Linked DNA regions of Homo sapiens: region 2 is linked to region 1. A link is a loop called in an ENCODE intact Hi-C map of the cell type or tissue named here. Cell type or tissue: PC-9. All regions are shown on one strand.

Region 1 (8,000 bases):
AGAACACTTGAAACAAGTAAGGATGACAACAGATCCATTCCCTTACCTCTCACCCCACATTCCGCCCTTCCCCTTTTATAAAGAAAAATGTCTTCAGTCCTATCAGTTTCCTTTCACAAACACTCTGCATCATGTATCCTCAGGAGGCCCATCCACTAAAAGGAGAATGAAAGTGTTTACAGATGGTAGAAAGAGATAGGAGAGGACACTACCGCAGTGCCAACACTATCATCCCAGGATCTAGAGACCTAAAGCAGAAGAAATTCTAGTCAACAAAACCCCAGTCATAACTGTAGGGAGGAACTGAAAGTAAATCTTAGAGGTAAAGAATGAAGAAGACAAAAGATTAAAAATTCAGGCACAAGAAATGATTTAGATGGGTAAGAACAAACCACTGCTTTACAAAGTCAGACTTCATACAATTCAAGTAGACTAGCCTCGTAAATTAAAGAAACTTAACAGAACAAAAAGTAATAAATTCATAAAAAAAAGTTTTAAACCCAAACGGCTAAAAAGATTTGACATGTTCACTAATGGAAGTATAAAATAAGTATCTATAAACCCCATAGGTCCAGCAAAAACAAAATATGGCTAAGCATCCCCATTTTACAATACTGAAAAACATTTCCATTTTATGGTATCACTAATTCATATGGCTGTCGTCTCTACATCCTCAAGGAACTCATAACCAAAAGAATATGGTATATGATTTCATTTTAAATAATTTCATTTTTAAAGTCTGGTGATTGTGTGTTTGGAAAGGGGTGGTGAAGACATGACAAGGAATTACAGGTCAATGTACATCAGTGGGAATCAGAAGCACAAGGTCTCTGTTCTTTTCATGCAAGAGAGGTATCTATTGTCCTAGGCTTCATATTGCATATGATGTATGTACAATGCCCACAACCGTTTACATTCCATGAAGATCTAATGAACTCCAGTTCTGAGTGGGTTCTTCAAACTCTCTCCATTCAGAGTCCAGACTGGGTACCCAGAACATCTGGTAGCACAAATCACTGAAGTCTACCAAAGATGGCAATCTTTTTGTTTTATGGTGGATTCCTTTTTTTTAAGTATGTTCACCATGGACAGTATACTCATTAAAATATGTACTGAAAGGTATATTTATTCTGTTCAAAGTTCAGCTGAAATGTAGTGGGGGAAAAGCTTTTACTGTTTCTTTATAATTCTTTGACTCTAGATAAAAATGGTTCTCACTCTTTAGTTGTGCTTGTAGTGGCTTTAAGTCATTGAAACACCCAGGCATTGAGTAAGAGGTGGCCCTTTTGAATTTGTTGAAGATGTGTTTCTCTTCTACCTTGGTCTTTCTCCTAAGCATTAATATCTACAACACTTGAGGTTTTGGCTTTTGTTTAAGCATAAATAATTGAAATACTGTATGATACCATGTTAAAAATAAGCCACCACGCCAAGACTGTATTAATAGCACAGTTCAAGTCACTGCTGTAACGTACATGGCACTGCATCTTTCACTAACAAACGAAATGTAACCTGAACTTTGTCTTACACATAGCCTTGAAAACAGATATTTCATTACTACCACATATTTTTGTTTTATATCCTGCCAAATGATTAACTAAGTTTTATTGTAAAAGAACTGTCAATCAGAGCACAGTATAATGATCAGGGTACAATTATTATTTTTTTTTTTTTACATCTGATATCCACCACTTACAAACTTAGGCAGGCCAGTTGGCTTCCTGGAAGCTCAGGTTCTTCATAAAGATGAGAATATCAACATTACCTTAGCTGAATTATGTGAATCAAATGTGAAAATGTTTTATAAACCCTAAAATTCTATTTTTAAAACCATGAAGGAAAGACTGACAGGCTATATTAGATAAATATTAAATATTTCTGCTTGGCGAAAGAGCAAGGCACCACCACTATCAAATGATAAACTAGAAGAAAATATGTGTAACACATCTGAAAAAGAGTTAATGTCTTTAAAGAATTCCAACAACTTGATAAGCAAAAAGAATCCAAGAAGGAAAAAAATGAGCAATGAATAGGAGAAATGTGAATAAACTTAAAATATGCGAAAAGGTACTCAACCTTACTGGTTGGCAGAGATACACAAATAAAAGATCAATTTTGCCGCCAGGCGCGGTGGCTCACACCTGTAATCCCAGCACTTTGGGAGGCCAAGGTGGGCAGATCACGAGGTCAGGAGTTCAAGAGCAGCCTGGCCAACATGGTGAAACCTCATCTCTATTAAAAATACACAAAATTAGCCAGGTGTGGTGGAGTGCACCTCTAATCCCAGCTACTCAGGAGGCTGAGGCAGGAGAATCGCTTGAACCCAGGAGGCAGAGGTTGCAGTGAGCCAAGATCATATGACTGCACTCCAGCCTGGGCGACAGATCAAGACTCCATCTCAGAAAAAAAAAAAAAAAAAAAAGATCCATTTTGCAAAAACTTGGTGATTGTTAATATTCAGAGTTGGTAGTACTATAAGGAAATGTACATTTTCATACATTACTTGGGAGAGGGGTTTGAAAGTTTCTACAATCTTCCAGAAAGCATTTGGTAAAATGTTATTATTTAAATTTTTTAAATTATACATCCTTTAGTCTAGGAATCCCACTTTCAGTGTTTATTCAACTGAACTAAAGCACCAGCATTTAAAGATATGTACTCAAGAATGCTTTGCCATTACTGCTTAAAAGAACAAAAATTGGAAATGTGGTTGCCATCAATACCAGAAAGGCTAAATAAATCACATTTGGTTCTCTCTATAGAATATTATGCAGCCATTAAAAATAATGAATTATATATCTGCATCTATTAACCTCAAAATAAGTCCAAGATATGTTTAAGTGAAAAATTAAAGTCAGAGAATAATCATGTGACTGGTATTATTTAATATTATAAAATTTAAAACAAATTAAAACATTTTAAACATGTCTATTAGAGCCTAATACTAGAGTGGTGGTGTATGTGTGTGTGCATGTTCATATGGAAGGATGCTTATTAATTTCTGGGGTGACTGAGTTATAAAACTTAAACGTATTACTTTTGTAATTTAAAAAAAACTTCAAGAAAAAAATAAATAATTAAGAACAAATGAAACTGATCAGACCCAGTATTGGAAAGAATATATGCAAATACAAACATATGCAAATAATAAAAAATTGCAATTGCAATACCTTTTCTTCAAACACAAAAAAATTAATCTACCAAGAAATTTTAAGTATAACACAATGAGTTACAAGCTGGAATCTTTACAGTACAATTCCTTCTCTCAAACTATTACCAGAAGTAAAAGCAACAGTGAATTACATTATAAGATGGTAGAAAAGGCGTTATGCTATGAAGCATCATTAAATGTATCACATACATTGGGAGGCTGAGGCAGGAGGACAGCTAGAGCCCAGGATTTCATGGCCTATGACAGAGCCTATGAATAGCCACTGTACTCCAGCCTCACAACATAGTCCCTAAGAAAATATGTAAGATTTTTTTTTAAATGCATCACATACAGATACACAGACATCACAGATACACATACATACATACATATGCGCACACACATGCACACACACACACCTCTGCCTCTCCTTCCTCTTCAGCAAGTAAAGCTTAGAAGAGGAACACCTATAAGTGCTCATACTGAAGGCAGAGAAGGGCAACAGTAGCCACAGCAGACATTAATAATCTATCACAGCACTCTTCTCTGTGGAGCAGAGAGCAGCCTCAGAATTGCATTACCAGTACAGAGTTCTAAAATAGAAGAAGCCCATCCCTGAGTAGGAGAGGCATAAAGCCTAGTTGACCTTGCTGGAGCAATAAAAAGAAAAAAGCCCCCAAGTCTGAGCTGAAGATGAGACACAGACCTCTTCATGCACTTAACCTAGCACTACAAGAGCAAGCTTTCAAAAGTATTCCTTTAATAAATACTAACCTAAAATACTCATTCTTGATATGCCTCCAAGAAAGGCTGCAATGGTGCTGTTTTACGGACTGTGGAACAACAGATGTCTCCCTATCTGGCTCCTGATCTGAAATTCCATTAGCAATCATATTTTCACTCCACAGTAGATTTTTCTTAGATGTTTAATACAGCAACAGCATGCCACCATGAATCAGCAATATCAGATGCCCGCCCACTTTGATAGGTTGGTATGTTCTCCTAACCTTAAAACAGTGGCTCTCAAACTGTGACTCCAGAACTATTAGCACCACCTGGGAACCTTTGGAAGTGCAAATTCTCAGGCCCCACCCCAAATTTAATGAATCAGAAACTTTGGGGGAAGAGTCTAGCTTGTTCTGATTCTGATAATGGCTATTGTTGCAGAACCACTGCCCCTAACTATACATTATAAACAGCATCTATGAGTACAAGTGTTTTTATCCTATACACCCCCTAAGTTTAATAGTTAAAAATGCTGTTTCACTAGCATGCCATGTTATGTCATTAAGCAAAGTTCATTTATTGTTTTTGGTTTTTTAATGCAGCTGATTTTATTTTCAAGAAACTTTGTTCCCAGAAGTCAGTAACTGAAGTTACTAAAATAGCTATGACCATCACCACAACTGCTTCTAACTATACTGCCACAAAGCACAGTACATGACTAAACGCATCTCCACACTAAGCATGCAGTTTGCAGAGCCTGTCTTTTGGTTAGAACTCCTGTTTATGGCATTGCCCATTTTGCAACACAAGCTATAAAGTGACTAAGTAAATAATACATACATACTCCACGGTATAGGACAATTCAATACAAATGATCAAACATCCACTACACATAAGACACCATATTAAGAACTGTAAGTGAGGCTCTGTTATATTTCTCTACAATTTGGTTTTGGGGGTATCTCTCTGGAGAGTAGCCATAAATTCTAGTCTTGCCCTGATAGGGCTCTAGGAAATATAGTTGTAGATATTTACAGTGTACCTTTCATGAGATCCTTCTTCATCCTGGCAGACAGCCTAATGCCTAAGTGTCTGACCTGTGACCAGGTGTCCCTCTCACAGGAAACTGGTTTATACTGGCAGGTACCCTTGTGGCCCTTGTCTGACCTGTGTCCAGTTTATTCCTCCCAAGATAGCCACTCTCTGGGAGAGCTCTGACTAAGAGGAAAATTAGGTCTGGGTCTGTCAGTCCGATGAGACACAGAGGAGGAAATACAACACAAACATGTGAAATACCAGAAGCAACGTACGACAAATTGGTGAGAGGAGGAGTACCAATGCGGGCGAAAGACAAGATGGCAGGGAAATGCACTCAACCAGCAGATGGGCAGCCAGAGAGAAATGAGCTATGGGCCAAGGCCTTTATTGGGGTCCAGGGAACTAACCAAGCAGGTTTCCTGTGGGAAGTTCTAGTTGGTGGGTTTAGAGCAAGCAGGCAAAAGTTCTGTGGAGTCACACTGTGAATGAGAGTGGCTACCGTGGCGTATCTGCAGCAGTCCATGCAGGGTACGGGGGGTCAGTCAAGTAGGCTGTATCTGTATGTCCATGAGGGAGGTGGTTGTACACGGCAGGTATCTGGCTCGACCACACTGAGGAACCGGGAGGAGGCAGGGAGTGGATAGTGTGTCAAGGATGACTGAGCCCTGCTTCTGTGTGAAACAAGTTACACCTAGATTCAGAATAGATGCTGAAGCAACATAAAATTATAAAAATTCACTGTAATTCACATCTTGGTGCCTGGGCACCAGTTTTTAAATGTCAGATAAGTGTAAGTCTGAGGGGTGGATGCACTGACTGTAAGGAGAAAGTGGATTTGGTGGTCATATTCAGAGGCACAAGTCAGGAGATTCTGATGGAAAGTTGGAAGGGGTAGTAGGGAAAGACACCAGTGGGTAGGTGGTCCTCTCCCCTAGGGAGTAAGGGGTTGACTGATACGAGGCAGGTGTCTCCTGAGGAAAGCAACAGTCACCATTAATTGTAGTAACTCATTCCGGATTTTCCTTGCAGTATGGAAGTGTAGGGGTGTACATTTGAGTGGAGAACAAGGAGGATACCAGGATCATGGGCTAAGGAAACAGTGGGTTCAGGAAGAAAACCAAAAAATGTCCTGTGTCCTGATGAGTGGAGGTTTTAGTGTCCCAGGGGAAGGAATCACAGGGGCAAAGTCATCTCCAATGGAGAGGTCCTGGGTTGGGTGATATCATCTGGGATGTGAGACTGGGGTATGGCTTTTTAAGTGACTGCCCACTCGAGCTGATGCAGGCCTCTGGACTGTAAACCATTAAACACCCAAACCAGTAGCAATGAGACTAATATTCAACAAAATGATATGTAGCTGTACCATATAGGGGTTTTTATTATTTTTTTATTTTTTTTTTGGTGGTGGAGATTTAAGCTCAAATAGGTCCCCCATATCAAATGAGAAACTGCCTGGCCCATGGGACAATCTATTTTTAATAGGTCCCAGGAAAGAATGTGCCCTTGATCTAGCTGCCAGCCTTTATGGGATGGCAGCAAGATCACAAATGTATAAAGATATGACCTAGGGCAAGATAGAAACTGTTAGGGCTTTATTTGTTGGGCTGGGATTTGAAAAGGAGTCGTTTGAGGAAATCATTATGCCTCTCGATTAAATCATTACCTAACACCTGTCAGGGACATGAAAGTTCTACTGAAAGCATCTTCCAAGAAACCAGTATTGTGTTCTAGGAAGTGAAATGTGTTTCCTGGTTACCACCAGTAATATCTTCAAGGCAGGAGATTCTCAGTGTTTCTTACCTTGAAGGAACAATTTTTTTTTTTTTTTTTTTTTTTTTGAGACGGAGTCTTGCACTGTTGCCCGGGCTGGAGTGCAGTGGCGTTATCTCGGCTCACCGCAACCTCTGCCTCCCGGGTTCAGGCGATTCTCCTGCCTCAGCCTCCCTAGTAGATGGGATTACAGGTGCCCGCCACCACGCCCGGCTAATTTTTTGTATTTCTAGCAGAGATGGGGTTTCACTATGTTGGCCAGGCTGGTCTCAAACTCCTGACCTCGTGAGCCACCTGCCTTAGTCTCCCAAAGTGCTGGGATTACAGGCGTGAGCCACTGCGCCAGGCCTCAAGGAACAATTTTTAGGCAATGCTCCAATTGTTTATAATAAATGTAACGATGTCACTACTTGTAGGCCAGGGCATTCAGTGCTGAGGGGCCTGCCTGAAGTTTGGCCAAGTTTGTTTTGAAATTTTAAGTAATCTAGGACTGGCATACTTGCGGGACCTGGTGAATAGGGACTATAGGGTTTAAAGTTCCTTTTCTTTCCCTCTTGGGCTTGAAGCCAACACCATTTTTAGTTCCTATATCTGACTGATAGGAGAAAATGGGGGAGGAGGAAGGTATCTCTAGGCAGCAGCCTTTTCTTGGGATGGCCAGAGACTGTGAGATCATTAGTCCCTTTTTCTCCCCATACTCACCGTTTTGTTTTTTGTTTTGTTTTTTCTTTTTGGCAAAATCTTTTAGAATGGCCAGGCAGCTAAATAATTATTTTTCTTTCTTTGGATGTTTATCTGACGAGCTCCTGGGGTCCCATATGGCAACCATAGTAAGTGGCCACCTCTACTATGGTTGCCATCAGCCGGAGTCATAACAGGCAGCAGCCTCTTTTGAGGATCTCCCCATTGACCTTATCCGGATCAGGCTGTGGCCTTCCCCAAAGCTCAAGCACAGACCGCCTGATGTAAGACTCTGCGGCTGGGGAGTATGTCTGAAGAAAATTGAGTCAATATATATTCCACACCAGAGCAACATCTATTTGCTTTTATACAAGAAAAAGACTCACAAGCAATGTTACTAGACATGTTATATTGTGTGCCATGGGAGCATAACACCTAATGACAAAAAAATAAAACACAGAAGCAAAGCCAGTTAAGTAAGAGATATCTAGATGTCAGCCATAAACCCCAGACCCAGCTCCAGGAGTCTGTGACTATGAACACCAGCACTGCCTCAGATATCTCCTGACTCCGCTAAGGACTCACCAATCCCACCTGTGACCCACATGAAGGAGGAGAAAGTATCCCCATCACA
Region 2 (8,000 bases), 68 kb after region 1:
TGCTGTAGCTTCTACATCAGCACTTGCTGCTTCACCTTGCACTTTTATGTTATGAAGATGGTTTCTTTCCTTAAACCCCATAAAACAACCTCCAAACTATTCTTCTGCAGTTGCCTCACCTCTCTCAGCATTCAGAGTTGAAGACAGTTAAGGCCTTGCTCTGGATTAGGCTTTGGCTTAAGAGAATGCTGTGGCTGGTTTGATCTTCTATCCAGACCACTAAAACTTTCTCCATATCAGCAATAAGGCTATTTGCTATCTTATCACTCATGTGTTCATTGGAGTAGCTCTTTTAATTTCCTTCAAGAACTTTTCCTGTGCATTCTTAACTTGGCTAAGTGTTTGGCACAAGAGATCTAGGTTTTGGCCATCTTGGCTTTTGACATGGTCTTCTCACTAAGCTTAATAATTCTAGCTTTTGATTTCAAATGAAAGATGTGTAATTGGCTTAATTTCAATATTGTTGTGCCAGGAAATAGGGAGGTCCAAGGAGAGGAGGAGAGATGAGACAATGACTGGAGCAGTGGAGCAGTCAGAACATACACAGCATATATCTAGTTCGCCATCTTATATGGGCACGCTTCATGGCAACACAAAACAATTACAATAGTAACATCAACGATCACTGATCACCATAACAGATACGATAATAATGAAAAATTCTGATATACTGCAAGCATTACCAAAAGGTGACACAGAGACATAAAGTGAACACATGCTGTTGGAGAAATGGAGCAAATAGATTTGCTCAATGAAGGGTTGTGGCACAAACTTTCAACTTACGAAAACACAATATCCAGCCAGATGTGGTGGCACATGCCTGTAGTCCCAGCTAGTCAGGAAGCTAAGTCATGAGAATCACCTGAGCCCACGAGTTTGGGACCAGTCTGGGCAATATAGTGAGATCTCATCTCAAAAACCAAATCACACTATATCTGCAAAGCACCATACAATGAAGTATACCTGTACTTTATTTTCAAACCAGGAGTAATCCTGCAACATTGTCCAATGTCTATTATCTTGACCTCTAAAAATCCCAAAACATATAACTCTTTCTACCTGTCTCTTCTAAAATTATACACTGTTCTGTGTGGTGATTTATCACCACACAAATTTAATATATTTAATAACTCCAGTTAAAGCAATAGTAGGACAACATTTCAATTTAGTATTGCTTCCCTCCTATTTTTAAGGCCCTGAATGTTCAGATGCACAAAAAAATCATGAAGTAGGCTAGACACTAACCTGATATATTCACGTGGAGTTAGGCTCTGAGATCTTTCAAAACACAACATAATAAAGTTTGATCCAGGAGTATAACCATTTGTTTTTATCTTTTCAGATGATATGAATCTGAAGAAATGCCCTCCAGAGAAGAAAACACAACTTTCATTTCACAGCGCCTGTTCTCTTAACCCATGTACCTTTTCAACATCTCTGTGAAATTCTCCCAGCAAGACAAAGAGCCCCAGGTTCAGCAAAGATTCACCTTGACCATCTCTCACTTTCATACCAATATACCAACCACTTGGGCAATTATCACAGACTTGTCCATTCAAATCCATTCTAGCCCCATTACTGCACAATAGAAGACAGACTTCTGCCAGACACAGCCATGACAGATTCGAAAGGTAGAAATAAGCACTGTGGGGTGGGGCTGTGCTTCTGAATAAATCCTAGTGTTTAGTTTTCAGCTTCAAGGGAGAAGAGTGAACACACACACCATTTTGCCAGCTAGGCTTTAGGGTCTTGAAGTCTGCTGCTGTGATAATGGAAGACTGCTCATGTGTTCAGCTTCCTGATTACAGCAGACATAGCAGTTTTCCTGGCTGGCCAGTTCTATATTATTTGGGAATCATTCCTAGAAATTTAACCTAAAACCTGATCCTCCAGTATCCTCTGTAGTTCCCAGTATCAAATCTCTCCCTGCTAAAACTGGCTAAAGTGGTCTCTGCTATCAACAACTGAATCCAGACCTACATACTACTAAACAGAAAAGGATTCCTTTAAGTTCCTATCATTTGCAAAAGGAAATACTCCACCACAAAGGGAATTATTAGTGGCTGGCATGATAGAAGAGATAGACAACAATTTGGAGGATCTGTACTACAGTCAGCTCTTCTGCTGACCTTGACTAAATAAGAATGTAAGAACTGCTAGATAAACTCAAAAGAAGTCCATGTAAGTCCTCCCTTCCCTAGTCATATCTGGCACATAAGATGTATTAAAATTTTGAATCACTCTGAACTAACATCTATTCTAAGTATTATGGAAGCATAATGAAAAACAGGGATTGATTACTAATCCAGGGCTCAGTTTCATTATCTGAAAATGGGGCTGAACGTGGTGGCTCACACTTGTAATTCCAAGACTTTGGGAGGCAGAGGTGGGAGGACTGCTTAAAGCCAAGAGTTCAAGACCAGCCTGGTCAACACAGAAACTACGTCTCTAAAAAAAAAGAAAAAGAAAAAGAAGAGAAGATGGGAAACATATCAAATAAAGAATGACAGGTCAAGAACACTATGATATCTAATACAGCAACCACCAGGCATACGCAACTACTGAGCACGTCAAATGTGGCTAGTGCAACTGAGGACCTGCATTTTAAATTATATTTTATTTTAATTAATTAAAAATTTTAAAATATGATCAATTACTAGAAAACCCTTGAACATTATATTGGGAACAATTCAAGTATATGACGCTAACATTTTCCAAGTAGATATTTTATGAAATCTAAATACATACCAGATTCCAAAGGCTTCACCAAAAAAAGTGAAATACTTTATTAATTATTTATAGATATGTTAAGTGATATTTTGGATATATTCAGTTAAATAAATTATATTGTTAAAATTAAGTTTACTTGTTTCTTTTTACTTTTTCGAGTAAAGCTACTAGAAAACCTAAAATTGCAACTGTGACTTGCATTATATTTCTATTGTACAGCGTTGCTTACCTTAAGGAATGTAAAACATTTAACAATTTTTGAAAGAAGGGTTAAGAACAGGATAAATCAAGCCAGGTATGATAGCTCGTGCCTGTAATCGCAGCTCCTGTAATCCCAGGCTGAAGTGCAGGAGGATTGCTTGAGGCCAGGAGTTTGAGACCAGCCTGGGCAACACAGTGAGACTACGTCTCTAAACAAATTAAAAATTAAAATTTAAAATTAGCTGGGCGTATGCTTGTGGTCCCAGCTACTCTGGAGGCTCAATGGGAAAATCACTTGAGCACAGGAGTCAAAGGCTGCAATGAGCTTTGAGTAGTACGCCACTACATTCCAGCCTGGGCAACAGAGTAAGATTCCATCTCTATTAAAAAGAAAAAAAAATTAAGAAATGAGAAGAAATGAAAATTATATATATACAAAAGAACAAAACAACTTGGTATCATCGAGAAACAAGAGGAAATGTCCTTCTACAAAGAGCCCATGAGAAGACTTTTTTAAAAACATCTCTCCAAATAAGATTTCTAAGTATCCAAATAATTTCTTCACAATTCTGACGCATGAATAAAAAAATATAAACTTTTAAAAAACAAGAAGTTGATGAGAGCCATTATGGAGGCACACAAAATTAATTTCCTATGAGAAAGTAAAGTATGGTATGAGGAAATGTGGACTTGTGGTTAGGGTAAAAGAGCTCTTTGCTCTAACCCCACCCTTTTTACTCACTACTAAGTCCAAATCAAGTTAGGGACACATATGAGAGGCTAGACAGGACATGGTAACAGCATAAAGGTGAGGCCTCCAGCCTGGTGATCCACAGAGCTCAGTATGGGATGCCTAGGTAGCAAAGAGGGAGAAACCTTTTGTTTTCTCTAGGGGGAGAGAAGACACTGGGTGAATTCAGACCCTAAAGTAGACCCCAGGCAGATTTTTGTAAGTAAGACTAATTAAATCTCACCAGACTCGTGTGAGGTAAATAGGGAGCAGTGAGGTCCTATCCCAGTTACACTAAACAGGCCCATTAAATAAAGAAAGCCATAGCTTCTTACCACCTTAGCAAGACCCAAGAGCTCTGGCTCAGCTACCACAGTCTCACAGTACAAAAAGTCTACTCATCTTAGTCATTCACACAGGCACAACCCCAGCCATGCTAATGGTCATAAATGCAAATGCTATCCACTACTTTACTCTTTCTTCCTTGGGAGCATTTAATTAGCATTAACTCTTAAAACAAAACAGAAAGGTTAAATCCCTTCTCTCCATTTATGGAAATTAATAATAATTTCCATTGCTGTAACTAGACAGTGATAAGAGTCCCATCTAACACTTTGCATGTTACGTTAGTTAACTTGACTTTTTTTTTTTTAAGCTCGATTTCTTAGAGAAAATCTCTTGAAAAATACCCTTGCACAGACATGCTCCAACTTCTTTCAGTCTTGAATAAATTCAGACTGGGACTCACCATTGGAGAGCCAAGACTCTTCATAAAACAAGTTCTTAGACTCTCTTGGACAGTTTTTTTAATCCATTTGCTTTGAGCAGTTTTATCTGGAACCTGTGCACACTCTGCCTATAATGGTTAGTCCTGAAGAAGACCAAGGCTGCTAATCAAAAAGTGACTAGGGATGGAATGACTTGAAATATAATATAGTTTTCCTTTCACATAGGCATGGCTTATCAATGTTTTCTTCACACACTCCTTCACAAACATGGCTAGAGGTAAAGCCTTGAAATAAAGCAGTCAAAATTCATTTTTGTATAAAATATTTACTGTATTAGACGTAGCATTCTAATCATACACAGCAATGTGTAAGGAGAGCACCCCTCCCTCCAGTTCAGAGGAACTGAACCAGAACTACAACAATTTACACAGGGCTAACCTGCCTAACCACCTGAACAGAAAAGCCTCTGTCAACATATTTTGTTTTTAAACCTACATTATATTCCAAACAAGCAATGCATGCCAAGCTACACTGCATTTGGTAATTTGTACAAAAGGATATTGCCAAATTCCAATACAAAATGACTATGAACACACCCGTTTATTTTGGTGCTTCTTTAAATTCCATTTATCAGTGGATTCATTTATAGTTTAGGACTGCTGAACGAACCTTTCAAGACCATGTTTCTTTTTGGAGGATAAACTCAATCTGTCTTAAATATAGCAAAGTTCAACAATTCAGACATTGCTGTTTCTCAAGTTCTTTGATACACAGGTGAGAGTGGTAAGTTAGTGTTTATTTTAGGATCATTTATGGTAAGTGGGAGTGGGAAGAGATTTTTAAGCAAGAAATTACATAAACAAAATTAAAGAGGTGTTAAACAAATTCTTTCTTTCCCTTTAGAAATTTAATTTACATACTGACAATGTAAACACCATCCACAGCAGTACTTTGATCTGCTAATTACAAAACATTTTTATCTTTTCATTAAATCAGGAGTTCTAAGAGGCCACTTTAATGACTTAAAGGGCAACGTAAATAAGTCTTCCCTAATTCACACCAGAAATTCACTTGGAATTTTTTTTCCCTTAAACTAAAGGATCTATGCAATTCTTTAACTCTTGGGATGGTTGACTCCTGTATAGTTGATTAAAATATTCAACCTGTTTAGGCCCCTGGCAGCCAATCAGAGACTGGACTTTGAGGATTCCATCCACAGTTGATGAAGCACCTTAAACTACCTCTCATATAAGATGCAGGAACACTATGCAATTCTATCAGGTACAAGGAAAACATTTAAAATTCAACATTTCTACAGAGCTAATCCTTCAATTTGGTAAGAGGAATACCATTACCTCTGGCTATTTCTCTAAGTGATCAACAACAACAACAGAAATGCATTTAAGGCTCTATATCACTATTTAAGGAGAGCAACCCTCTCTCAGGTTTAAAAGAGCCTAACCTTTTCTCTCCTATTTTTGAAACCACAGAACAAAGTTCTATATCTGATGCTCAATCCAGCCGCAATGAAAAATATTTTTAATTTTTTATATTAAATTATTCTCCTTACAAAACTAAGGTGAATCCAAAATACTCTTTTAAAAAACCAATAAGCTGTACTTTTTAAAGCAGTTTTAGGTTTCAGAAAAATTAAGCAGAAAGTACAGAGAGTTCTTACATATTCCCTCTCCCCACTCTACCTGGCTCTCATTTTCCCCTATTATTAACATCTTGCATTGGGGTGGTACATTTGCTACAACTGATAAACCAACATTGACACACTATTAACTAAAGTCCATCCCTTACATTAGGGTTTTCTCTCTCTGTTGTACGGAAGTTCTATGGGTTTTGACAAATGTATAACGTCATGTAACCACTCATAACAGTATCAAAAAAAGTAGTTTCACTGCCCTAAAAATCCCACCATGTTCTACCTATTCGTCCCTTCCTTCCTCCCCACCAAACCCCCAGCAACCACTGAACTTTTTATTGTTTTCATAGTTTTACCTTTTTCAGAATGTTATAAAATTGAAGTCATATAATATGTAGGCTTTTCAGATTGGCTTCTTTCAATTGGCAATATGCACTTGTATCAGTCCTGTTTCACCCTGCTGATAAAGACATACCCATTTCATGCTGCTGGGAAGAAAAAGAGGTTTAATTGGACTTACAGTTCCATATGGCTGCGGAGGCCTCAGAATCATGATAGGAGGTGAAACACACTTCTTACATGGCAGCAGCAAGAGAAAAATGAGGAAGAAGCAAAAGCAGAAACCCCTGATAAACCCATCAGATCTTGTGAGACATACTATCGTGAGAATAACACAGGAAAGACCGGCCTCCATGATTCAATTACTTCCCCCTGGGTCCCTCCTACAACACATGGAAATTCTGGGAAATACAATTCAAATTGAGATTTGGGTGGGGGCACAGTCAAACTATATCATTCCACCCCTGGCCCCTCAAAATCTCATGTTCTCACATTTTAAAACCAACCATGCCTTCCCAATACTCCCCCAAAGTCTTAACTCATTTCAGCACTAACCCAAAAGTCCACAGTCCAAAGTCTCATGTGAGAAAAGGCAAGTCCCTTCTACCTATAAGCCTGTAAAATCAAAAGCAAGCTAGTCACTTCCTAGATACAATGGGAGTACAGACATTGGGTAAATACAACCATTCCAAATGGGAGAAACTGGCCAAACAAAGGAGTTACAGGGCCCATGCATTCAAATTTTAAAGCTCCAAAATGATCTCCTTTGACTCCAGGTCTCACATAGAGATCGTGCTGATACCAAGAGGTGGGTTCGTGGTCTTGGACAACTCTGCCCCTGTGGCTTTGCAGGGTACAGCCTCCCTCTCTGCTGCTTTCATGGGCTAGTGTTAAGTGTCTGTGGCTTTTCCAGGAGCACTGTGCAAGCAGTCGGTGGATCTACCATTCTGGGGTCTGGAGGACAGTAGCCTTCTTCTCACAGTTCCACTATGCAGTGCCCCAGTAGGGACTCTGTGTGGGGGCTCCGACCCCACATTTCTCTTCCACACTGCCCTTAGCAGAGGTTCTCCATGAGGGTCCCACCCCTGCAGCAAATTTTTCCCTGGGCATCTGGCATTTCCATACATCTTCTGCAATCTAGGCAGAGGTTCCCAAACCTCAATCCTTGACTTCTGTTGCACCCACAGGCTCAACATCACATGGAAGCTGCCAAGTCTTGGGGCTTCCACCCTCTGAAGCCAGACACCAAGATGTACGTTGTTCCCTTTCAGCCATGGCTGGAGCAGCTGGGACACAGGACACCAAGTCCCTATGCTGCACACAGCATGGGGACCCTGGGCCCAGCCCACAAAACCACTTTTTCTTCCTGGGACTCTGGGCATGTGATGGAAGGCGCTGCCATGAAGGTCTCTAACATGGCCTGAAGACATTTTCCCCATGGTCTTGGGGATTAACATTAGGCTCCTTGCTACTTATGCAAATTTCTGTAGAGGGCTTGAATTTCTCCCCAGAAAATGGGGTTTTCTTTTCTATCACATTATCAGGCTGCAAATTTTTGAAACTTCTATGCTCTGCTTCCCTTTTAAAACTAAATGCTTTTAACAGCACCCAACTCATCTCT

The links. Hi-C counts contacts between places; a loop is a spot of excess contacts. Peaks named below come from ENCODE experiments on the same cell type or tissue, not always from the same donor. Only the 100,000 strongest peaks of a DNase experiment are listed, where the experiment ranks them.
Region 2: a loop joins it to region 1, with 6 times the contacts of the local background. A loop is called at or near these places in 3 of 110 quality-filtered maps.

The regions. Positions count from the first base shown.
Region 1 is chr9:20,508,212-20,516,211 of GRCh38, forward strand. The region is part of intron 2 of MLLT3 (MLLT3 super elongation complex subunit); the gene reads right to left. Among named protein-coding and RNA genes, the nearest start is that of MIR4474, 9.9 kb to the left of the region's middle. In PC-9, no CTCF peak of the experiment used is centred here; a DNase peak (open chromatin) is centred at 4,120; H3K27ac peaks cover 2,486 bases.
Region 2 is chr9:20,576,061-20,584,060 of GRCh38, forward strand. All of the region lies in intron 2 of MLLT3 (MLLT3 super elongation complex subunit), which reads right to left. Among named protein-coding and RNA genes, the nearest start is that of MLLT3, 42 kb to the right of the region's middle. In PC-9, no CTCF peak of the experiment used is centred here; DNase peaks (open chromatin) are centred at 3,681 and 4,841; H3K27ac peaks cover 1,301 bases.